Regions from separate parts of the Homo sapiens genome. Here region 1 is linked to region 2. Evidence: chromatin loops called from intact Hi-C (ENCODE). Cell type or tissue: thyroid gland. All regions are shown on one strand. Links, peaks and the distances in the headings refer to the core of each region. The heading gives the core; the rest is flanking DNA.

Region 1 (16,244 bases), core at 4,053-12,052, 130 kb before region 2:
AGCCACACACATGCTTACCAAGGAGGGGCTCTTGTCGGCTGTGGGAGGGGCATCTGCTTCCCATGGCTGATGAGAAGATTCAATGCAGGCAGTAATAATGGCAATTCTGGTTGTTTCTGTTTATTGAATGCTCACTATCTGCCAGGCACTGCTCTCAACCAGTTAGTGTGTATGACTTCAATCAATCGTCACAAAACCTGTAAGCACCTATTTTTATTTTCCCTATTGTTATAGATAAATCATAGTGAAGTGCTAGGATTCAATGAGCCTGAAAGGGTGCCTATCTCGTAGTAAAATCTCAGTAAAGGTGGTGGCTGTGGCAGCCACTTGTCTTGGCTCATGGAGCCAACTAGGTAAGTCTCTTTCCAACTCTGTGTGTGTACGGTGACATTGCATTGGTAGCTTAAAATTGGCCATGGTGGGAGAATTTACACTACAGGAACTGGCAAGAGCTACAAGCTTCTTTTCTTTTTTTCTGAAGAGACCACTTCACCACCATGACTACTAATATTATACTTCTACTGACGTAGGAATAATCTTGGAATTGGTTCCTATTAAAATCAATACACTAAAAGAGAAGATCCTTCCCAAATTTCTTTTTTTTTGAGATGGGGTCTCGCTCCGTCGCCCAGGCCAGACTGTAGTGGCGCTATCTCGGCTCACTGCAAGCTCCGCCTCCCAGGTTCACGCCATTCTTCTGCATCAGCCTCCCAAGTAGCTGGGACTACGGGTGCCCGCCACTACGCCCGGCTAATTTTTTTGTATTTTTAGTAGAGACGGGGTTTCACCGTGTTAGCCAGGATGGTCTCGATCTCCTGACCTCGTGATCCGCCCGCCTCGGCCTCCCAAAGTGCTGGGATTACAGGCGTGAGCCACCGCTCCCAGACCCCAAATTTCTTTAATGGTGGAAACATGGTTCTTTGCACCCTTCTGTCACTATATTACTAATAAAATCCAATGAGAGTCTGGGCGCAGTGGCTCACGCCTGTAATCCCAGCAGTTTGGGAGGCCGAGGTGGGTGGATGACTTGAGATCAGGAGTTTGAGACCAGCCTGGCCTGCATGATGAAACTCCGTCTCTACTAAAAATACAAAAATTAGCCAGGCATGGTGACGTGCACCTCTAATCCCAGACACTTGGGAGGCTGAGGCACGAGAATCACTTGAACCCAGGAGGTGGAGGTTACAGTGAGCCAAAGCTGTGCCACTGCACTCCAGCCTGGGCAACAGAGCAAGACTCCGTCTCAAAAAAAAAAAAAATGCAATCAGGGAAGAGTTTTACTGTAATGGACTTCAACTGTGGGAGTCTTAGAGGGGGCCTATAATTAGGTGCAAATAACCCTGAAAACCCCCAGGTACAGCTTGGAACGCCACATATAATTTGTCATCACTAGGTAAGTTGGGTGTCACTGTGGCTGCCATAGCATTTTTCCTGAAAGCAAAGATGCTGTCCAATAATCCGATCATTTGAGGCAGACTGTGGAAAGAGTTCATTCCAACTCCAGGAGAGGCTGGGGAGGGAGAGGCAGCTGGACAGAAGAGATTTAGTGTGGGATAACGTGGAGCTCCTTGGATCCTGGTTCCAGTCCCATGTTGACCTGCCTGCGGGGACTCAGGAAAGTCACTTGTGATCTCTGCTTTTTTCCACAAATCAAGGGATTTGATGTAGAAAGAGCTGCAGAAGGCATCTCATCCATCATTGGCATACACAAGTGATTTGGTCACAGAATGCCCTGAAGACTATAAAGCATTGAACAGAAGCAGTCACCGTGATTTTCATGGTAAGATTTTTTTCTTATTTTTGCGTCAAGCCAAGATGCCTGTTGTAAGGAAAGAACGGTGGCTTGGTGTCTGTGTGGAATGGATAACAAGCAGAGGTGGGAGAAATGGATCTTGTGTATGTCTTGCTTGTCCAGCAACCTAATGCTTCCTGAGGACCTGTACTTACTGCGTCGGACTTCTGGGCTGCCTCCATATCCTGCACATACTCCTCCTGCTTCTTTGTAATTGTTCATTATTGTTTCTCTGTGCCCCTATATATAAGATTTGGGGGAGCAGGGCTCAAATTGTGTATTCATTTCTTCATTCGACAAACATTCATTGAAACCTACATGTCCTTCAAAGAATATCAGAGGTGGATGAAACAAAATTCTTCTTTATTAGGGGCTTGCTGGAGGGAGGACGGCAGAGAGGAAACCAGTGGAAAATAGCACAAAGCAGCATGTAATGGAGAACTTGCTAACAAGGTGTGGACTGCAAGTGTCTTAGAAGTTGTGAAAAAGAGGGATCCGTAGGGGACAAGGGAGTTGAACGACAAAGTCAGGGAATGTTGGGGTTGAAGGTGGAACTGACATGGATAATATGACTTTACTGGGAAAAGCTCACTAGAGACACAGCCCCTATGCTCATGGGAACCGTCACTTCTGATGCACCTGGAATAGTAAAAGGGGACCTGCAGGCCATGAGAGAAATAGAAGGATGTGAGTGAGATTAGAAATCCCCAAAACAAGGTGAGCAGCACGTGGAAACAGAGCACAATGCACTTAGAGGCTGAGCTGAGCTGAGGGATGCGGTGCCCACAGCCCCTGCCTAGGCTTAGGTTACCATAGGCCAGGGCTGAATAAGGGAGCAGACTATTGAGGGCACTGTGTGCTTTGCTCTGACCCTTTGGAATGGGCTGGCTGCCTTGGGAGGCACATGCCGTGCCCTGAGGAGCAGCGTGTGTTCAGAGTGACTGCCAGCAGCTGACTGCTCAGTTACGCCACTTGAGATGCAACCTGAGGCCCTGGAATCCCCGTGCTTGGAGCCCTGTGCCTGCTGGCTGAGCCAGACACACAGAGCGTCATTCCTCAGCCTTCACACTCCCCAAAGCTGGCAGCAAGCTCTAAAAGCCAGACGCCTCTCAATGGGCGCCCAGGTAGTCCAAGCACCTCCCCACATGGTAGTGAGTATCCTGTCCTAAAAGCAACTCAAAAAAGCCATTTGGTGGGTGTGTCCTAGAGGGGCTTCCAGCATCAGATCCGTGAAGGGTTTAACGGCTAGGAAGGTTGCTTCTAATGCTGAAATTCAATCCTTCTGCGAAAGTGCATTTGTGATGGCTAGAGGTATTTATAGACCAATAATCCATAGAGTCCTGTGAGGCAGTGGAGGTGAATTTGCTCCAGAGGCCGCCTCTAGCTTCTGCACTGGACTCTACCTCACCTTGGTGCTCCTTGGTGCTACAGTGCACTTTTAGGATAGCACTTTCCACGTGACGTTCAGTCATCTGTTCATGAGACTCTCTCCTGCAAATACACCAAAGCCCCTTAAGGGCAAAGACGGTTTTTTTTTTTTTTTCCCTCTCACTTTTGTACTCCCAGCTCTTACCACCGTTCTTTGAATATAGGAGTTCTCCACTAATGATTCGGGAACAGAATCAAACCAGGCCAGGGGCCAAGCAGCCACCAAAGACTGTCCTTCTGGCCACTCTGCTCACTGCCCCCATGTCAAAATATAAGAATTTTAATCCCCCAGGAGGGGAGCGTCAGGAAAATAACCCCGTGATCTGCTTTCTTGGGAAGCATAGCCTTGAAGCAGGAACACGGAGCTTTCGGGAAGATGCACGGCCCTGCTAGCTCAGATCTTCCTTCTCCAAGAGGTGGTTTCCCACAGAGACAGCCAGATCTGTGGGACATTTAGACCCTCATGGCCTCTTTCAGGAAGGAGCTGGTTCTCTTACTTGGCTTCATTTTGAAATGCTAATTTGGTACACACAGGACTCTGCCAGAGCATCCAAGCCAGAGTTCGATCTGCTTCAGAGCACTTCTTGTTTTCAATGGCTGGAACATCCTCTCTGGAGATGACACCCCTCTTAGGTTAAAGTGTGTTCCTTATTGTGTTGAAGATGATCTTTCTCATTAGGAATGAACTATAGACACACATGTCCACCTTCAAGCAGCAGTTACGACCTTGAAATCACGGGTATGTTGAGTATCTGTACTGTATAGTTGAGTACCTGTGTAAATGAGTTTTCCATGTATATAATCTTATAAAAATATATGCATGGAAAACTAATTAGCTAAACCAGTGGAATTAATGTATATATTCTTGTATGCATGCATGCATTTATTTTTTGTAATCATGGAGATCTTTTACCAAATAAAATCCTGTGTGGGAGCTTGTTGTACCAAACAAGTGATAGATGACGTCTCTGCTCCAAGCCAGGGTGAGCTGGAGAGGAAAGAGCGGGGTGCTTCTGGCATCTGCTCCAATCCTTTCTCCTTTTTCCCTGGAGTTGGCCACAGGAGCCTGTGCGGGAAATCCAAGCATGCCCTGGGGCCTCTGAATGAAAACCACTAGTTTTAAGAAGCCCTACAATTATGAATCCTTTAAGACATGATTTAAAATGTTTTTCAAATGTAAATTGCTATTCTCATGAACCACATTCCCCTCAGTATTTCACTCCAGTAACTTGGGTTTTAATGCAAATCTTTTGCTGCACCTAAATGGCTAGAAGACATGGGAGCTCCTTCATCCGGATCAAAGCAGCATGTCCTTCCATGATAATGCAGTCCCTCCTCTCAACTTTCCTCAGGCCGAACCTCTCTGTGCCCCTTTGTCCAGCTGTCCATCTCCGCCCCACCCTTCAGCTAAGTGACTCTGCATGGCCTGAATGTACCTTTCATTCCTCAGTCTCTCCAGCTACAGACCGTTCCCTCAGAATCTGTAGCAGAGAACCCACGCTTTAAGGAGCAGATGTGTCCCCATGAGGGTTGGAGGAGTCCCCTAAGAAAATGAGTCCACGGCCCAATTCTGTCCAAGGGCAGGACGGGGCAGGAGCAGGAAGCTGTCTGCAGGACCATACACAGCGTCCTGGCCCACTTGTGGCCCTCCAGGGAAGCAGATTTAAAGCAACATCAGCTTCAAGGAAGGGGTTTGAACCCACCCATGAGTCTCTGCTCCCTCCTCAATCCCTACTGAATTCAGCAGAGAAACAGAAGCCTAGGACAAAACTCTGTGCTGGCTGAAAACAGGGAAGGGTGAAATCACCAAGCCTGAGTTCTGGGGAATTTCTGCAAATTCCTCAGATGAGGGCAGAATGGCCTGGACAGCTGCAAAGTGAGCACGTGTGAAAGAAAAGGGAGGGGCCCCCAGAGTGACCGCCAGTCACTCTGGGGCTGGCACCAAGGGTGTGCGCCGGCCATGGGGCTGTCAGTGCGCATGGTGGTGGAATTGTGTCTCCTCCACCCCAGATTGGCACGTGGAAGTCCGAACCCCCAGTACCTCAGAAGGTGACTTCATTTGGAGATAGGGTCTCTATAAATGTGATCAAGTTAAAGTGAGGTCATTGGGGTGGGCCTTAATCCAGTGTGACTGGTTTCAAACAAAGGGGAAATTTGGACACAGAGACAGACATACAGGGAGAAGGCCATGCCGTGATGAAGATGGATCCATACGCCCGGACAGGGGCCCGGAACAGCTCCTTCCCACAGTCCTTAGAAAGGACCTGCCCTGCCAGCATCTTGATCTTGGACTTCCAGCCTCCAGAATTGTGACACAGCCAATTTCTGTTGTTAAAGCCAGCCAGCTTGTGTCAGTTTTACAGCAGCCTTAGGAAACTAATCCAGATGGGTACCCTGGACCGGCACCCAGGATGCCAGTGACGTGGAAATACTGTTGCTGGGGCTCACGATGAGATGGTGGAGTCCCTGGAAAGGGGCTGCAGAAAACCAGTGAAGAACGACATTGCTCTTGAGGGCTGGGCCTCTGGTTTTTGTCTCCGGGGATGGATTAGTTGAGATGAGATTTTCAGCTGAAGCAAGAAGGCCCAGATTTAGTAGAATCACACTGGATTAGGGCCCATCCCAATGGCCCATCTGACTGCCCTTCACTGCTCAGCAAAGACAGGGTGGGGCTGTCTCCTGATCTTGCCAGATGAGGTGGAGTCCTAGGGAGTTCTCAGCTGACTGGATTTCCAATTTTGCAAAACAAAATTTCAGATCCAACTAAATTTGGGCCTTCTTGCTTCAGCTGTAAGTCTCATCTCAGCTAATCCATCCCCAGAGGTACAAACCAGAGCCCCAACCCTCAAGAGCAATGCCTGTCTTCACTGAAGGTTTTCTGGAGGAGGAGGCAAAGTGCGTGCTCTGCTACAGTTTCTTTTGATGAATGAGGTCTCCACTTCTTCCACTTCCCTTCTCTCCTCCTGCTCCAAAGGCCACAAGACAGAGCAATTGCTCAATGCCTTCTCTCTCTCTCTCTCTCCTCTCTACTTCTTTTCCCCCCTAAAATCCCAGCTGCACCTCTTCTGCCCTACTTTCCCTCCCCTTCTCTGTTCCAGCTCTGTCCACTTCCTTCCCCATTTTGTGTATTTCCCCCGTTTTTGCTAGCGTTATGCTCTTCCGTATGCAGATCAATTTAGCTTCTCTTTGCTTTTTCTAGTCTCTTCTGCAGCCTTTGTTTCAGTAAGAACAACAAAGGCAGCGCCAGGAATCAGCTGGACCAGACTAGAGAAGATTCCTTCCTCATTTTAAGGAGGAGGTTGCAAAGGCATCATTTTAAAAATATAAAATTATATTTATGTATGTATGTTTTTTAGTCCCGGTCACATAGGAAAAATATAAACTTTACCTTTTCTCTTTGTTTAGGCCTAAAATGTTCCTGTACAGAAGGCTTTAGTCTCAGAAAAAACTTTGAGTTCCCCAACCAGAAACATATAAACCTCTTTATTTTTATTTATTTATATTATTTTAGACAATATTTCGCTCTGTCACCCAGGCTGGAGTGCAGTGGCGTGATCACGGCTCACAGCAGCCTCGACCTCCCAAGCTCAAGTGATCTTCCCACCCTAGCCTCCCGAGTAGCTGTGACTACAGGCATGCACCACCATGTGCAGCTATTTTTTTTTTTTTTTTGGTCGAGACGGGGTCTTGATGTGTTGACCAGGGTGGTCTCGAACTCAAGTGATCCTCCTGCCTCAGCCTCCCAAAAGTGCTAGGATTACAGGCATGAGCCACTCCACCCAGCCGTAAACCTCTTTAAATGGCTACCAAACTTAACTACCATCTTCTCTCAATGCCACTGTTTCCTTTACAACATTTTCCGTTTTTGATTTAACATATAATATGTGTTTCCTTTAGAAAAAATGCACAGAGAAGCTAAAAGAAAAGAAAATTAATTCCACTACTTAGAGATCATCACTGCTAACACCTTGGTATATATCCTTTTAGATTTTGTTTTATTGAAATATACACATGAATATATATTAATCTGCCCAAGAATATATATTTATAAAAGTGGGATTAAACACATACTATTTACATATTTATGAAAATGGAATGAAATACATACTCCTTCATAAGCCCTGCCGTCTTTCCACATCAACACATTTATTTAAAGCATCATTTTCAGTGGCTGCCCAAGTCATGGTGGAGGATCAGAGGCAAATCCTCTTCTTGATGAGGATGAGGAGTGAGGATAGGAGAAGGAATTAGAATCCGTGGCATTGCCAAGCCTGGATGCGCAGGTGCTCATGAAATAATTGTTGATGGATTAAGCAAAACATTAAAGGAAGATTTCTCAAAGAGGACAGCTAATTTATTCGGGATGAATTATAACTTTTTTAATAGAAGGATTTTAGATCGTGGGAGAGTTGGCCTGAACTGCCTTGAAGCATAATATTTCCCAGCAACTCTGCTCACTCAGGCATGCAGACTCATTTTAAATTTGAGTTTAAAAGTCCTACATCTAACGGCCAGCTGCCAGAACTCACTAATGAGGGTGTCCGTGAATCTGGAGGGCCTCTTCACGGAGATGGCATTTGGGTGAAACTCTCAGGCTTGTTCTACGGATTCAAGATATTCACTAAATCTGGACATACTTGAGGAACCACCCACACTTTAGGGAACTTTTTAAACCAAACTTTCTGGGATTTATGCATCACCACACAAAAATTTCCCATGACTTACATGACCAAGAGGGAAAACAATGCTGGTTTTCATAAACACTCAAATCTCTTGGCTCAGGACACAGTGGCTGAGGAGACACCATGAACTGAGCAGAATCATACGGGCAGCCACACGTTCTCAGCTGCGGTCGGGTGCAGAGGCACCGGCGCTGCCGTCTGGCACAGGTCTGCGGGATGGCCGTGGCGGTGCATCAGAGCAGGGTGGTAGAGGTGCTGTGTGTCTTAGTAAATGGCCTGGGGCTGGAAATTATTGCTGAGATAGCTGGCGTTTTTAATGCGTATTCCAGGCAGTCTGGGGGCTTCCGGCCAACCTATGTGAACTTAAGGGAAACAAAATCATTCTCTTTTGAAATGCCTCCATTACCAAAAACGGACTCTTGTTATCTTGAACTCAGTCATGATCAGATGACGGAAAAATCTCAGCCTGGCAGTTCCCTTCTCCTAACTACTGTCTCAGAGATTCTCAATGGAAGCATCATGAAGTTATCTCCTTTCGGTGGCCAACTGCTTGGAGTGCAGATAGGTTCCCTGCCCTGCCCTACGCAGGGGGTTCTTCATGCCCTTCCCATGAATTAGGAAAACTGGGGCTATTTCAATGGTACAACAGGGTTGGTCTATAAAAACCCCTTTCGTTTGCCAAAACAAACAAACAAACAAACAAACAAAAAAAACCTTTGTATCTCTGGTGATACGGTATAGAAGAATATGTCCCCAAAAGCCCACCGCATCTCGCACCCTAAGTAGATTCGATTTGCTGACCCTGGGATCTGTCCTTGCCTTCTCCATCCCCTTTCAGCCCTAGGCATTCATGCCTCCTTCTAGCGCTTTCACTTCCCTAACCCCTACATTTACCAACAATTTTGATCAAAGCTAACTTTGTAATCACAGGTTAATTTCACCTTTGGGTGGCACAAGAGCTCCACCTGGGTACTCAGTGTGCTGGGGATGACTGGGGTGCAGCACAGGCACCAGGCACCAACCTGGCCCCCACCTTCCCCGGCACCCAGCACCTCACCAAGGACCACTCTCTGCTCCTGCTTCCCTTACAGGTTATTTACCCAGGTGCTGGAAGTCTGGTTCCTTCTAATGGGCTCCATAGCTTTTTGGTTCACCTCCTTGAACAGGGTGAACTGTAAAAGAGAGGCACCGATCTTTAGGTCAAAAGGCTCTGACTTTTTTTTAATTTTTAGATTTAAAAAATTGTGGTAAAATACACATGACATAAAATTTACCATTTTAAACATTTTTATTTTTTTAGAGATGAGGTCTTGCTATGTTGCCCTGGGCGGAATGCAGTGGTATTTACAGATGCATCCCCAGTACTGATCAGCATGGGAGACTTGACCTGCTCCGTTTCCGACTTGGGCGGGTTCACCCCTCCTTAGGCAACCTGGTAGTCCCCTGCTCCCAAGAGGTCACCATATTGATGTGGAATTTAGTGCGGACACCCAATTGGCATAGCCCAGAACTATAGCCTAGATATCCTGGGCTCAAGCGATCCTCCCACCTCAGCCTCCTGAATAGCTGGGACCACAGCTAGGTGTGTGCCACCTTACCTGGCCATCTTAATTATTAAGTACATTCATATTGTTGTGCAACCGTCACTGCCACCCAGCCATAGAACTCTTTTTATCCTCCCAAACTGAAACACCAGAGCTCCTAAACAATTCTCCACTCCCCTCTCCCCCAGGCCCTGGCAACCACCATCCTACTTTCTCTACGAGTTTGGCTACTCAGTATGTGTCATATGAGTGGGATCATATAGCATTTGTCCTTTTGGGTCTGGGTTATTTCACTTAACATAGTGTCCTCAAGGTTCATCCAGGTTGTAGTGGATGTCAGAATTTCCTTCCTTTTTTTTTTCTTTTGAGACAGAGTCTCATTCTGTTTCCCAGGCTGGAGTGCAGTGTGGGATCTCGGCTCACTGCAAACTCCACCTCCTGAGTTCAAGCAATTTTCCTGTCTCAGCCTCCTGAGTAGCTGGAATTCAGGCTTGCACCACCATGCCCGGCTAATTTTTGTATTTTTAGTAGAGACGGGGTTTCACCATGTTGGCCAGGCTGGTCTCAAACTCTTGACCTCAGGTGATCCGCCTGCCTCGGCCTCCCAAAGTGCTGGGATTACAGGTGTGAGCCGCCATGCCCGGCAGAATTTCCTTCCTTTTTAAGGCTGAATAAGATTCCATTGCATGAATATGCCACATTTTGTTTATCCACTCATTGTTGATGAACACTTAGGGTATTCCACCTTTTGGCTATTGCGAATAATGGTGGTATGAATATGGGTGTTCAAATATGGACCTAAACTATGAGATCATTGTAGATTCACATGCAGTTATAGGAAATAATATAGGGGAGTGTGTGTGTGTACATGTATTTAGTTCTGTGCAATTTTATACTTGTGTAGGGTCATATGGCCATCACCAAAATCAAGATACAGAGCAAGGATCCTTTGTGTTGACAAGGCCCCCAAATTCAGCCCTAAATTTTAGCTTCCATTTCTAAAGGGCGAGAAGCAATAAACAGCTCAGCCCCTCCTTTGGAGCATCGTGTTCTAGGTTTTCTGGGGCATACCACAGTGGTAGCAGTGGAGAGACCTGGGCCTAGGCTGATGGCTTCTCGTTCCATGGTTTAAACTGGGGCAATGAATTCAGCTGCACATTCAGGGCAGTGAATGGAGCAGGGGATGGGGGTGTGGCCTCTCATGTCCAACAGCATCCCCAGCCAGTCCTCCCACTTCACATCCCATGTCCTGGATAGTGACCACCAGGCTCATGCCATCCGTCCCCACACTGCTAGCCAAATCTCAGCCAATGCCATCAGAATTGCACCCCAAAATGAAATGCTTCCACTAGAACAGTGCGGTCTGATGAGAATAAAACGTGAACCACATAGGTAATTTTAAAATAGTTTCCTTAAAATTAAAAATAGGTAAAAGTAATTTTAATAATCCGTTGTGTTTAATCCAATACATAAAAAATATCATTTCGACCTATAATCAACAGAAATATTTTCAGTGAGGAATTTTAAATTTTTATATCCTTTTTCCCCCTCCATACTATGTCTGATATCTGGTGCATATTTTGCACTTACACCAACCATGTCTCCGTTTGGTCGAGTCACACACTTCAGGGACTCAATAGCCCACATGGGTTGGTCAGCATAGTTGCAGATTCAAGCTCTGCACAATCAAACTGGGACCACCTGTTGTCCCAGGAACTTCTTAACTCCTCTGATGGCAGCATCTGCCTTGATCAGCACTCAGGTAAGCCGCGCCATGGACCAGCTGGTGGTGGGGAAAAGGCCAACTTTGCTTTTAGGGGTTTGTTATTGTGGGAACCCGCTGCTTATCAGCAGCTCTAGGTGGTCCACCTGCTTTGTGGCGCCAACATGGGAACTTGTTTGGAGGGTCAGAGAAGAAGCACTTGGCCCTCAAAGCGTGTTGACACCTTTGAGGAGGGCGGACGCCAAGTCAGCAGGCAGCAGCTTGTAGGAGAATTAAAATAGAATTCTGAACTTTTGGATAGAAGTGGATTTCTGGCACTTGGCATAGTTCCAGAATGAACTCCGGAGGTTGGAGTAGTTTCCTGGATCCAGGGGGCTTGGGAATTCCATATGAGTCATCTGGGCTGACCTCATAAGTGCCCCAGGGTGAGGGGCAGTCTTCTGTCCCCCCAGGCACTTCTGTTCAAGTATTCTGCCCAGGAGTTGGCATGGCCACCCACGTCCAGCCACCTCAAGAGATAGATAGAATACCAGCAGCCCACAGGCGTCCCTTGTCAGCAAAAAGCACCCTGGAAATGGGTGGCTGGATAAAAGGTCCTCTGTCTGTTGTTGGCTGGGACAGCGTCTACCACAGCCTACACTTTGATTATGGGAATATTTCCCTATATGCTTAATGCTCCTGAGAGAAGTGCACATTTTCTGCTAAATGTGTGGCTTCATGGGCTTGCAATTGATGGCTTTCCTTGGAGAGGCCTTCATGCTTCTATTTGGAGTCTGACTCCTACCTTTCCACCCTCAGCCTGGCTAGGCCTGAGCAGGTACAGAAAGTGATCCGACCTAGTGAATGGGAAGGTGTACACAGACAGAATCTGTATATTTTGCATATACTGCATTCAACAGAATACAGTCATGCATCGTGACATTTTCATTAATGATGGACCACATAACAACGGTGGTCCGGTAAGATGATAAGGGATCTATACCATCTAAGTTTGTGTGCGTACACTCTACGGTGTTTGCACAACAATGAAATCATCTAATGACGTATTTTTTAGAACATGTCCCTGGTGTGTCTGTAAATTAAGGCCAATTTCATCTGTTTCTTTTTATCTTTTTAATGTGGCTCCTTGAAGGCTTAAAACTGCACACATGGCTTGTGTTGTATTTGTGTTAGGCAACACTTTTCCAGTGGACGTGAAATGTTATGATACACTGGGCTGGGAGTCACTGCATCCGAGTTCCAGTGTCATCTGTCGCACTAACAAACCTGGAAAACTTTGAGTAAATCTCTTCTCTGGGCCTCCGTTTCCTCATCTGCAGAACAGGAGAGTTGAACTAGATAATATCCAACCTACCGGCAACTTTCGACTTTTCTGCTACCCAGATAATGGGTAAGTTAGAAAGAAATGACAGTTGGCACAGCCAGTCTCCATTCCTGCAGAAAGACAGGGCACGTGCTCACACTGTCTGATCAAAGGTTAAACAGCATGGCACTGCTAAATGGAGGAGCACAGAGGGCAGTCTTTGATTTATTCATTAGCCACTGCCCACTGAATTCCCTAAAGACTACTCTCTCTTTGGCAACCTGGGCTCCTGAGTCTCCTTACATACCCATGCCCAGGAGGTGCGATGGGCCGAGGGGCTGGGCTGAGAAATCCTCCGTCCCCGCGGCCAGCTCGTAAATGCAGGGCCCTGTTTCTCAGAAATCAATTTCGGGGCAAGCGGGGCAAGGCATTAACTGTCTCTTCCAGGAACACTTCACAGAAAGTCTTTTAAGAGCTGGAGAGGAGCGGCTGCGTCTGGGCTCTCGCATTGCTTATGCATGCAAACATTGAAATTAATATTTCAGATGAGCAAATAGAAGAACGCAAATCACTCACTGGCCTCTCCTCTGCATCACAGAAGCCTGCAACTGTTTCTCCTTCCTCAATCCCAATCTCGTTTCTGGCGGCTTTGTCGGGATTCCCTTCCCATCTTGCCACTTCCTTGCTTTACAAACATCTGATGGTTTCTCTTTCCCTGGGAACAGAATCTAGTCTGGTGTTCCAGTTTCCCCTCTGCCATCTCACCCCCATTTTCCTGCCCAGGCCTCCCTCCCCTGGCCCCAGCTCCCCCAGGTGACTTGCTTTTCCTGGACCTTGCCCAGCCCAACCACGAGCCCTGGCTCATGGGGTCCCCTCTGCTGGACAGGACCTTTCTTCCACCAGCAGCCCTGCAGTCTCCTCTGTCTCCGGGTTCCCAGTTTAGGTGACACAGGTTTCCTCTGTAAATAGCTGGCCTTACGGTGCCTCACTCTCTGATCCTTGCTGTCCCTGCTTCATTTTATTAATCCTTCCAACCACCATGCCAGGTGGGGACTCTCACGAGGGAAATAGCAGATCAGGGAGGTTGGAACCCAGCCAGTCCACTCTGGAGCCCACACAAGTAACCCCTGTGCTGACTCGCTTCTCCTGGGGATTTCTGTCTCTTTCTTTGCGTTCCTGCAGCATTTTCTGTGTCTCTGTTGTAGCGCTTGTGTTAGTTTGCCAGAGCTGCCATCCAAAATACCATAGATGGGCGGCTAGAGTATTTTATAAAACAGAAATTTATTTTCTCACAGTGCTGGACACTAGAAGTCCAAGAGTGAGGTGTCAGCAGGTTTTTGAACCATTTTCTGGAAGCCTCTCTCCTTGGCTTGTAGATGGCATCTTCTCCCCGTGTCCTTACATGCTCTGCCCTCTGTGTGTGTCTGTGTCCTAATCTCCTCTTCCTATAGGGACACCAGTCATATTGGATCGGGGCCCACCCATAAGATCTCATCTTAACTTAATTGCCATTTAAAGACCCTGTCTTCAAATACAGTCACATTCTGAGGTATTGGAAGTTAGAGCTTCAACATGAGAATTTGGAGTAGGTGACACACTTCAGCCCATAACAGTACCAATGACAGTTAACTTTAAACTGCAGTGAGTTGGGTGAGTGCCTGTTCCCCTTCTGGCTGATAGAGACTGCATCTGAGTCAGCCCTGTGTTCTTCCCTGGGTTAAGTTCAGCTCAGCACTATTAAGGGGACACCCCCTTTTCTGAGAGTCTGGACCTTATGGGCCAAGATAACCAGGTGGTTATATTTGTATGGTGGGAGGATGGGTTGTGTCTTTTTGCTTACCTGTCTCTGTGTGATTGAACATAGGAATGCAGGAGAGGAGGTTCAGGCTGACACAGCATTCGCTGCTCGGCTTTTAGCTAGAAGAGACATTTCAGGAGGCCTGGGGATCTGGTAGGCTTTGAGCATAGGCCTGAGAATAGGGAGAGGGTGGCTGGGGGCTGAGCTCCAGGCAGAGGTGTGCACCCATGACTCAGGAGTGAAGAGAGGCCCTGGTGGGTTTGTAGGCTGCTACGGTGCCTGAGATATGTGTGTGTGTTGGTACAGGGCAGTGAGGGGCCAGAGAGTAACACCTGAAATCATCAAGTATAGCTGTGGCTAGGTTTGAGATGCTATGGGAGTCAGCCAAAGGCGCTGGGTTTTCTTGAGTACTTATTGTACACAAAGTCCAATTATAGAGACAGTTTGAGGAGCAGGGCAGTGCACTGGCAGTGAGCAGTGCTGAGAAAGGACTGGTGAATTCAAGGTGCTGCTGGCCCCTTCCTCAAGTTTGTGGAGTGCAGTTTCCTGGAAGAGGCATCTTCAGTTCTCACGGTCGCCTTTTTTTAAGTAAAGAAGATAGAGCGAGTCCTGCAGAATTGCTCCTGGGGTTCCCTGTCTTGGTAAATGTCACCACACAGATGCCCAAACCAGAAACAGGACCACCATCCAGCCACCTCCCTAAACCTCATCCCCCTTAGTGAATCCATCACCAAATCCCACTGATTCTCCCCCTCTGAAGATCTGAGAGTCCAGCTCCACTGTATTCCCATGTGCAGGCCACCGTCTTCTCTCCCTGGGACCACTGCTGAGGTCTCGTCTTCCTGCCACGACCTGGACCCCTCTCCCTGCAATTCATTTTGCACTCAGCTATCAGAGACATTTTCCAAAATTTAAATTATGTCCCTATATAGGACTGCCTGGTGGCTCTCCGTTGTTCTCTGGGCTAGGTTCACACTCTTTGTTGACCCTTAAGCCTGTGCGAGCTGCAGCTCCCTCATCTCCCATCATTCCACCACAACCCTCCAGTGGGCCACATGGAACAATGCTGGAATTCTAGGTTCAGCTCCGGCCTCTTGCTGCCTCCTCTGCTTGCCTAAGTCTCACTCATCATTCACAACAGATGCCACCTTTCTTTGGAGTCAGCCTTGATCCCTAGACTGGGATCACATGAGAGGGGCCTTCAAAAAGTTCATGGAAAGTGGGTATGGTGAAAAAACTATGTACGAATTCAAAATTTTTTGGCATCAAAAGAAACTTGCACTAACTTGTTATGATGTGCGTGAACACGATCTAGTTTGAGGCAGTAAGAAGAGTAAGACATCAGTTTGAAAGGAGCCTCCACCAGAGCAACATGAATTCTATTAAAATTGAAACAAAAAAACAAAAAAACAGACAAAAAGAACCCCATTAAATGTATGGTAATGTTTGGGTGGAAAAATGATTAAATCATTGATTTTTTTAATGAAGAGTTTATGGGAACAATGCCCCAAAGCAATCACCAGTTTACAAATGGATAAATTGTTCTAAGAAGGGATGAGATGATGTTGAAGAAGAAGCCCACGGTAGCAGACAATCCACATCAGTTTTCAAAGGAAAAATTAATACCGTTTGCGTCCTAATTGAAGAGGACTGATGAATAACAGCAGAGACGATAGCCAAAGCCAACACCATAGATATCTCAAAGGTTCAGCTTATACAATTATGACTCAAAAATTAAAGTTGAGCAAATTTCCATTTGATGGGTGCCAAAATTGTTGTGCCCAGATCAGCTGAAAACAAGGGCAGAGCTTTCAATGGAAATTTTAAACAGGTGGGATCAAGATCCTGAAGCATTTCTTCAAATACTTATAACAGCAGATAAAACACAGCTTTACTAGAATGATCCTGAAGACAAATTATAATCAGAGCAGTGGCTACCAAGAGGTGGAAGGGGGCCAGTCAAAGCAAAAGCGG
Region 2 (10,173 bases), core at 1-8,000:
TGCTCACCAGATTCTGTGTGCTCTCCCATATTTCCCTGTCCCCTTTGCAGTTGGCTTGGGTCCATTGGATTAATTTTGGTCAACAGGCTCTGAAGAAAAATGACATTTCAGGGAATTAAGAGCACGTGTTCCTCCCTCTACCTTCTCTTTCTTCCCCCAGTGACCTTGGAGGCTACTTGTTGATAAGGTGAGTCACAAGAAGGAGGAATCCTGGATCCCTGAGTCACTGTTTGGATTATAGTGCTTACCAACCCTCATTGGACTTTGAGTGACTAAGAAATCATCTTTCCTTGGATTAAACCACTAAGATTTCGATTTTATTTGCTATTTCAGCAGAGTCCATTCTATCTTGACTAATATACTACCTAATTGTGAGCCATTACTCAGCTCCAAATGACTCCTGCCATACAGTCATGTACACATGGCATTGCCAAATAGCCCAGCTTTTCAAGAGAAGCCAGAAGCAGGGATTTTCATGTGACTCTAGGTTTAAAATGCTGAAAATGAATTCAGTTTTAAAACACTGTGACCCAATACTGTGTAGACCAAACATATCAGTGAGCTGAGTTCAGCCCATCAGCTGCCAGTTTCCAATCTGAGTTCCCTCTAGCCTACTCAAGTATTTTGCAAACTCTAAATGTTATAGTCTCTTTGTAATTTTAGACATAAAAGCACCAATTATGTGAAACAGTGGTGTGGAAAGAAATGTCTCAGAAATTTCAGTCTAATGTGTTATGAGGCCATGACTGACAAAGGACAGCCCATAATCCAAAGTGAAACCACTTTTTCATCTTTTCTGTCTTCTTTCCCTGCTCTCCTGTTTGCTTCTTTCCTTTTCTACCACCGTTAAGAAAATATGTGAGGTGGTGCCTAAGGTCAGGTTTCCCAGAAGCAGACACCGCAACAAGCAACAAGGATTCACAAGCAAGTGACTTATTATGCGAGGGCTCCCAGGGCAGACTGGCGAAGGGGGAGGGGAAACAGGGCAGGCAAGGAGAAGAAGCCGTGCAGGGGTATGATCTCAGGCAAAATCCACAGTGGGTAGCTTCAGCCTGATCCCAGGAGGAACATTGGAAGGTAGGTTCCAGCCCATAATTATCCTATCCCAAAGCTAGCGACCTGACTTCATTTTCCTCAATCTGACAGTCTGGTTAATGGCCAAGGTGGGGTGGGGGGCAGGCGGGTGGGCTCTTGCATTCCCAGCTCTCTCTGCCTGCAGGTTAAGTGGCTCAGAAGCCCAAGCAGGCTACAGAGAAGAGCGGCAGGACTGGCTGTTGGAAGCCGAGTGATGGGGGCAGCCCAGGGAGCAGATACACGGAAAAGATCAAATGGGATTTGACAGAATTTGGGTGGAACTTCAACACTGTCACTTTAGGTATATAAAAAAAATTAAAGCAAGGGGAAAAAAGCTCTGAAAAAAATTTCTCTGAAACTGCATCATTAGTGAGTATAGTTCTTTATATACTCATGGTAACTGTGTGATTTTGGACATCTCATTGAATTTCTCTGAGCCTAAGATAATTTGAGATTACAGTAATCCTTCAATATCCTCAGGGGATTCGTTCCAGGAGCCCCTGAGGATACCAAAACGTGAGGATGCTCAAGTCCCTGATATAAAAAGGTGTAGTATTTGCATATATCCTGTGCACATCCTTGTGTGTACTTTAAATCATCTCTAGATTACTTGTGATTGCCTAATATGATGTAAATGTTATGTAAATAGTTGTTACACTGCATTTTAAACATTTGTCTTTTTTTATTTTGTTGCACTGTTAATTTTTATTTATTTATTTTAAAATATTTTCAATTTGCAGTTGGTTGAATCTGAAGAGCCCTTGGATACGGAAGGCTGACTGTGTATGGCTACTCTGAAGAATGCAAGAAACAGTGTGTGATACGCTTAGGGCTTAGCACATTTTGGTACTCACTAAATTTTCTCAACATCTTCCTTCTACTTGCTCCTGGTACCCCTTATTCAAGCACCAGCTGCCTTCTGCTCTCCCCAGCCTGCTAGAACACACCTGGGTAGGAACCCGCACTGTCCCTAAGCAATGCCTCCTTCCAGCCTTCTCCCTCCACATCTCATCTTTATCCCAAAACTTTGGATAAACTGAATCATGCTCATTTTAGTATTCCTAACCTAAAAATGACTCTCCAGCAATGACATTGAGAAGTGTTAAAAATCTAGGTATGTCAGGGCTGGGCACGGTGGCTCAGGCTGGTAATTCCAGCACTTTGGGAGGAGCAGGCGGGTGGATCACCTGAGGTCAGGAGATCAAGACTAGCCTGACCAACATGGTGAAACCCCATCTCTACTGAAAATACAAAAATTAGCGGGGCGTGGTGGCACATGCCTGTAATCCCAGCTACTTGGGAGGCTGAGGCAGGAGAATTGCTTGAACCCGGAAGGCGGAGGTTGCAGTGAGCCGAGATCGCGCCACTGAACTCCAGCCTGGGCAACAGAGTGAGACTCGGTCTAAAACAACAACAACAACAACAAAAACAAACAAACAAAAAACCTTTGAACTTGAACTGGAATTATAAAATTGACCTAGTGACCTGAGGCTCTCTCCATCTCACTCACTTCCAGTCCTCTAGGTCCAGCTATGACTGAGGTCAGCAGTCAGCCTGGGGTCCCCCACCCCATCTCAGTTGAGGGCTCCCTCCGGGTGAAGAACAGCTTGGCACAGGCTCCCAGGCACACAATCTCTTTCATGTCATGTGACAGGATTGTGATATTTGCAGTTTTGTGGGACGAAAACACATGCAACAAAACTTTGGCCAAGGGTTTATTTCTGTGACATGCTGAGCCACTTACCTTCTGCCCAGAACTATAAGGTTAAAATTTACTTTTATGATTTTGCAGCCATCTATGGAGCATGTGGTATGAGTCAGAAATGGTGTTTTTGCCCAATTCAGAGACTAGTGCAGAAGACAGACAAAGAAAAAGACAACTCAGGTCTAATACATTGTGCTTTTTGTGGGGAAGCGTGGGGTGCTGTAAGAATACAAGAGACGGATTAGTAACCAGTCCTTTCAGGGAGTTTAAGAACTTTCCAAAAAATAACAACCTGAGACCTAGAGGACAAATGAGAGTCAGGGAGATAAAGAGCAGATGGAGGTCACAAGAGAATTTCCAGGGTTAGAATGCCAGTGCCAGGGTCTGAAGGTAGAGAAACCATGAGTAGTAACCCACCCATCACCTAGAAGGGAAAATGTACTGGGACATAGTTCAAAGCACCATCATGCTACCTTTTGGGTTACAGGAAAAAAGGATCTTAATTGGCTAAGAAACAGGCCATAAACAGGTTTTTATTTTGTTCTACTTTGTTGTTTTTATTGCACAACTTCTTAGACCCTTTAGAGTCCTTTTACATGTTTATCAACAAATCCTGCGATGGGCCTTTTTCCTCCCTGACAAGTACTTAGTGTGGCCCATAGAGCCCAGAGAGGGTAGAGCCATATTGGTGAAAGGGCTCAGCTGGAGTACAGAGAACAAAGTGGATGAGAACTCCAGCCAGCACTGGGGGGTCATTTCTGTGGCTCCTTGAGCAGCCCTCGCCAGCACTCCTTGTACCAGCTTTCAGGGACGAACTGGCACTTGATCAACCTTGTCATCAAGACTGTGGCTCCTATTCACAATAGCAAAGACTTGGAACCAACCCAAATGTCCATCAATGATAGACTGGATTAAGAAAATGTGGCACATATGCACCATGGAATACTATGCAGCCATAAAAAAGGATGAGTTCATGTCCTTTGTAGGGACATGGATGAAGCTGGAAACCATCATTCTGAGCAAACTATCGCAAAGACAGAAAACCAAACACCATATGTTCTCACTCATAGATGGGAATTGAACAATGAGAACACTTGGACACAGGGTGGGGAACATCACGCACCGGGGCCTGTCATGGGATAGGGGGAGGGGGGAAGGATAGCATTAGGAGCTATACCTAATGCAAATGATGAGTTAATGGGTGCAGCACACCAACATGGCACATGTATACATATGTAACAAACTGGCACGTTGTGCACATGTACCCTAGAACTTAAAGTATCATAGTAATAATAATAGAAAGAAACTTGAACTAGATGTACACATAGCAACATGGTTAGATTTCAGAAGCAGTGTTGAATAAAAATGAAAAACGATGAGGTCTTAGAGCACAATATCATTTGTATGGATTACAAATATGTCCACACTCAAAAGAATAGTATATATTAAAAATATTATTAAAAAAAAGACTGTGGCTCACGGATGGCTACGGAATAATGCTTCCTACCCCAACTACTTTTTCTAGCCAATGAGGTGCTAAATGATGAGAGTTATTATTATTACTCAGTGCCCTTCTGAAGTAAATGTTCTGTTCTTTATAAACGTTTTCCTGTTGATATGGTTTGGCTCTGTGTCCCCACCTAAATCTCATTTTGTAGCTCCCATAATTCCCACATGTTATGGAAGGGACCCAGTGGGAGATGACTGAATCATGGGGGTGGGTCTTTCCCATGCCGTTCTCATGATAGTGAATGGATCCTCACAAGATCTGATGGTTTTAAAGACGGGAGTTTCCCTGCAAAAGCTCTCTCTCTTTGCCTGCTGCCATCCATGAAAGATGTGACTTGCTCCTCCTTGCCTTCTGCCATGATTGTGAGGCCTCTCCAGACATGTGGAACTGTAAGTCCAATAAACTTCTCATTTTTGTAAATTTTCTAGTCTCAGTATGTCTTTAACAGCAGCATGAAAACAGACAAATACACCTGTTATCTGATTTTCCATAGGTCTTGCATTGGGCACTGAAGAAATGGCATATTGGTTCAGTGTTCAAAGAAAATGTTAATGGTCAAGCTCATTTCACTTTTGGGAGTTCATGGTTCTAGGCCTGGGGCTGTATACTTAGAGGCCCCTCCTCAGCTCTTTCTACAGCAAAGCTACTCAAAGTGTTGTTCCCACATGGGACCAGTGCCAATTCACAAACTTTTAAAGGGCTGTGGTGAAATGAGTACAGACAGTGAGAATAAAACTTTAGAACATTTGATAGAAATTTGATGTTGTCGTGGCATCCAAGTGCATGATAGTGGGCATGTTCCATCTCCCATGGCCCGCCTGTAGGTCATGTCACTGACTGTGATGAATTAGAAATAAAGAACAAACAAACACAGTGCTTCACCCCAGTTGGTTTGAGAAGTCCTCCTCGACACTATACCTCAGAGCACTCCACAAATCTATGGGACTCTCTACAGATCCATAGCGTTCTCCAGAGAACCACAAGACTCTCAGAAAATGCCTGAGAGTCTCTATAGAGTCAAGTGACTCCCAAAGAACTCCAGGAATCTTCTCAATCTCTCTGGCCTTAACCACTCTCCTCCTTTAGAGATGAAACTGAGCCAACTATTACAGTCCATTTTCAGGTCCCAGACAACCAGTGGAACAAGTGGAAGTCAATTTGCTACCGCCAGGGATAATCACCTCTGCCCCTGCTGGCATAGAGACCTATTTGCAAATCTAATGCATTTGGTGTCTAACCCAAAGTCCAGGATTGTTAATGTATCAGTTAGTGTTTGCTGGGTAACAAACCACCCCAAAACTTAGTGTGTCTTAACACAACAAATTACTCCTTTTCACAATATTGAGGGGTAGCTGGGCTTTATTTGGCATCCATTCTGGTCTAGATCAGGCACAGCTATTCTCTGCTGTGGTGGCTCATGTGTCTAGGACCTCAGCTGGGATGGCACAGGCAGTTCAGATCTCTCTCAGTGTTGCCTGTCAATATCCAGTGGCTTGTCCAGCCTTGCTCAGATGATGGTGGAAGGGTCCCCAGGAGCAACAGAGCAAATCCCAATGAGAATGTTCTTTTAAAGCCTCTGCTTGTGTCACACTGTTAATGTCCCATTCGCTAAAGGAGGTCACATGGCCAGGTCCAGACTCAAAGAGTGGAGGAATCAGACTTCACCTCTTGATGAAGGGAGCAGAAATGCCACATCACAAGGGGGCATCCTTACAGGGGTGGGGAGCATTTGGGGCTAGTTTTGCATGCTAATAAAGACTGAAGAGGCTGTGTGATGTTTGCTTTTAGCCTGTAGCTGTTGCTCAATAAATATCTATTGAATGAATATTATTTTAAAAGGACTTCAGTTTTCCTTTCCTTCACATAGTTGAGGTCACGATGTCCAAAATACACTTCTCCCAGACTCTGGTTCTGGCTGTGGGTGACTTTGGATGTCAAAAACACTTAGTCATCTTCTGTTTACTCTCTCATCGTGGAAGAAGCTGCAAAGGTCAGTGACCTTAGTAAAAGGAATTATATGACTTTTGTTTCCTTTATACAAGAAACCGCTGGCCTAGATGACGAACAGACATTTCAATGTGCAATTATTAAGAAGAGACCTGCCAGATTGGGTTCTATTGAGGTATTTGCACATAACATTGTGTGGAAAAGGTAAGGATTGATAATCAGACACTGAAATTGTTGGGTGAAAAGGGGTCTCTCAGTCCCCTGAGTGGGAGCATACCATGTGGACTGCCACTGGGCTTATGCACGGGCTGAGGCACCAGGTTATTTGATATAGCTCCAAGGCTGAGAAGTCCATGCATTCAGCCTCCTAACAAGTCTTCGCTCTCAGCTTGCGGGGTGAAGGTTTTTTCACAAGGCCTTCCAGTTGGGGGTGTATCCCTAGCAATCCACATGAACCACTTTCCCCTGGGTTCTTTGGAAGAAACTCTTCCCTGGGTGACGTGAGGAAGCTGGGAAGGCCTGTGTAATGAGGCCACCAGGATGCTTCCATTTCTCTGGAGGATTTCCTGCCCCTCCCTCATGTACAGATGGTGGCGGCCTTGCTGGGCTTCTGTGCCCATCTCCAGGTTCCTCTGCATCCCACCCCTCCCGGTCCATATGTGGGGATTTGTTCCAGGAAGGGATCTGATCAGAAAAGAAGACAATAAGAGGCAATAAATTACAACAAACTTTATTGGTGGGCCTTGGACAGGGTTTCAGGATGGGGAAAATCCTTCACAGCTGGGGATCTTTCAGGGGCCACTATGGAGAAAGCTAAAGAGAAAAGGGAACTCCTGGGGCAGGGAGACATGGAGACAGGGCTTATTAGTTTAGGTGATACCAACGTCACTCAGCAGTGTGGTGAGGAGTCTCCAGGTCAGAAAGCTCCGAAGGGCCATAGCAGCTTGGAGTCTTAGAGCCACAAGGCTCTATGGTATCCAGGGCAGCCGATGCGAGTAAGATTTCATGGGGCATGCAAAGCAGGCAGGTTCCAAGCGGCTAACAAGGCTGCTTGTTTGAGCTACTTTAAGAATAACTGGATGTGTAAAAATTTGAATTTGAGGCCAGTGGGCTTTTGAGCTGATGGTTCCCAGCCTGCTGTGAAGAAATAAACTACCAAGTGGTCAATACCCAGAGGCCATCGTGGGCTCATTTATAGAATGCCTTACCTGGGTTCTGGGCAGTTCTTCCAAAGACTGTGACAAGGTCACTCCCTGAATTGAATCACTGTGTTCTTCCCCAAATGGGAAATAAACATATGACGAGGGAGAGCCTGAGCCCCACTGGGAACGATGTCTCTCCTGTGGAGAACCACATGACCTCAGACCACATCCACCCAGCTCCTTACTCAGAATCACAGCAACACACTTCTTTGGCATTTCTCTTCAATGTTGGCTTCTATGGATGTTTTCTGTTCCCTCTTCGCTGGCCTGGAGTCCTTAAGCCTCTACCTCCTGCCTTCAAATCTGCCTTTTCATTTCCTGAAGTGACTGTCGTCAGCTCGCCTCCATGGTTAGAGACTAGAATCGTGGAGCCCAATGTTTCCAACAGTGAGGTCCGTGGAACCTAAGTCTTGGAGGTAACCTGGGAATAAAAATTCCATGGTCCCATACATTTAGAAAATGCTTTGTAATCGTGTTTCCTCCTAGCGATTCCCAAGACACAGTTGCAGGTTAAATGATCCAAGATTAGACAGGAGTAAAGCAGGAGAGCATGGGGACTGTCCCCTGGGGAGGATGGGCAGAAACATTTTGCTGGGATGAGGAATTCGAAAATGACCTGGGGTCTCCCAATAATCAAGGAGCTCACAAAATCATAGAATTCAGATAGTCAAGTGATTGCGGTTTCATTATGGTTTCACATTGTGAGGCTGGAACGTGAGAGAGAGAGAGGGAAAAAAAATGGAAGGGGATAGAGAGAGGTAAAGGGAGGGAGGGTAGGGAAAGCAAGAGGGAGAGGGATTCTGAGAAAGAAGGCAATGCAGTAGGTGATAGACCATTGGAAACCATGAGAGTTTTCTCCCTCGGTCAAATTGACCATAAATGTCAGTGCAGTTTTACTCATCTGAACCACATGTCTGACCATGCTCTTGCTGTGGGTTGGAGGGATTCTCATATTTAAAGTCACATAACTAAACCAATGAACTGTTGGCTCATTCAGGCTCCCTCAAGACCAAGAAACTTCAAAACCACTTCTCTTTTTTCCTTTTATTTTTCTTAATCTCCCAATGTATTTAAATAAGTATAAGGTACAGTTATTAAACTCATGGTCTATATAAATGCCTGCATTTTACCATCAACATTGTAAGATGCACAGCTTATTCCAATACTGCCATACCACCTCTGTGCCTGGAGTGACTCCACTTGGGGTCAGTGCAAAAGATGAAGCAAGACCTGGCTCGTGGCCCTCCCAGTGCCTCCCTGGGGTTGACGCAGTGTGCGTTTCCTACACCGAAGTTACAGAGTCACAGACTCCTTATGATGGAGGCACAAGGCTGAGATGTGCGATCGCTCGTCACAATGAATCCTGTTATGTGTTCAGCTCCATGCAGTTATTTCTCCCATTTAATGTTAGAACTTGGAGACACAGTGTTGAACAAATTCTGTCATATTGCATTCTTCAGTCTTCGCATTCTTTCAGTTTTACTTTCATTTTTGTCACAGTGGTACTCAAAGACTGTACATTTGGTGGCATTTAGTGGTCAAGAACCTGGGGTCTTGGCTTCAAGTGGTCAAAGTTTATATATTGGCTCCACCATTTTCTCACTGTGTGGGTGTCTTGGGGGTCACGGCAGTTCTCCCCTCGTGGGATTGTTGGAGGTATTTAATGAGAGGGTTAGCACAGTGCCTGGCACATAGCCAGTGCTCAACAAATTATAGGTGTGCTATTTTGTATCCATCACGAATGGCTCTTCATTTCATTAAACATTCTTCTTGGACATTATTTTTTAATACTTACATAATATTTCATCTTATGACTGTACCAAAAGTTACTCAATCATTCCTCTAGTCTTTGAGATTTAGGATGTTCACACTTTTCTTTGTTATAAAACATATCACCTTTATTTGGCTATGAATACCATTATAGCCAAATTTTTGCATATCCATGACTTTCTAAAGATACATTTCTAGAATTTTAATTTCTGAGCCCAAAATTTAAAGTAAAACAATTATATGAGGCCCAGGCTTACCACTGAAACCCTCTAGATTAGATATTTCCTAGTCTAACAATGAAGAGTAAACATTCTTGAAGTTTTGCCCGGCTTTCCCTTGAACGTCTCGAAAGGATTTGACCTTTGTCTGTGAACTTCCCTGGATTAGCTGAGGTTTCACACTTGATAAGTGGTGCAGGAACTCAGAGATGAAGAAAACATCTGGTCTCCAGTTCATTTTAAGTACAACTGGTGCTCCCTAGGCTCAGAAGTGCACACAGAATGATGCATTGTGGGGACTATGATGCGTCGTGGGGCTTGTCCTCCCAGGGTCCCATCCAGGACCGTTTGCGTTCACCTCGTCCTTGCTGGAGATTAATGCTCCATTTCTTGGTGTGGCTTCGACTGCCTGAAGCAGGCATTTCCTTGGGTTACATGGGCCTTCCTGTGCACCTCTCTCAATAAGGACAATCTCTCACATCAAGCCAAGGCTGCTTTTCTCGACATTTCTATGCCTGGTCTGCAGTGGCCTAGAAAATCCCTGCATTCCTCCCCATTCCGTCCATTCCCGTGTGGCAAGATTGCTCTGCTTCCCCATTTTATTTGAACCTATGCCCTACTGGAGCAGAAGCATTTTCACTTAGGAGTAAACAGTCTTAGAAAAGTTTTAGAGTTTGCAATCCCAAGTACACATCCATTTCTGACTCTTGCTTAAATTGCTCCCCAATCCTCTAGCTGCTAACTCAT

The links. Hi-C counts contacts between places; a loop is a spot of excess contacts. Peaks named below come from ENCODE experiments on the same cell type or tissue, not always from the same donor. Only the 100,000 strongest peaks of a DNase experiment are listed, where the experiment ranks them.
Region 1: it touches region 2 in a loop (2.7-fold over the local background); 28 of 110 quality-filtered maps call a loop at or near these places.

The regions. Positions count from the first base shown.
Region 1 is chr17:15,401,645-15,417,888 of GRCh38, reverse strand. It overlaps the pseudogene RN7SL792P. Among named protein-coding and RNA genes, the nearest start is that of CDRT4, 58 kb to the left of the region's middle. RefSeq lists enhancers at 1-217, 7,627-8,127. In thyroid gland, for the core only: no CTCF peak of the experiment used is centred there; DNase peaks (open chromatin) are centred at 5,879, 7,748, 8,048 and 11,658; H3K27ac peaks cover 4,640 bases.
Region 2 is chr17:15,269,353-15,279,525 of GRCh38, reverse strand. No RefSeq gene overlaps it. Among named protein-coding and RNA genes, the nearest start is that of PMP22, 9.1 kb to the right of the region's middle. RefSeq lists an enhancer at 1-1,197. In thyroid gland, for the core only: no CTCF peak of the experiment used is centred there; no DNase peak of the experiment used is centred there.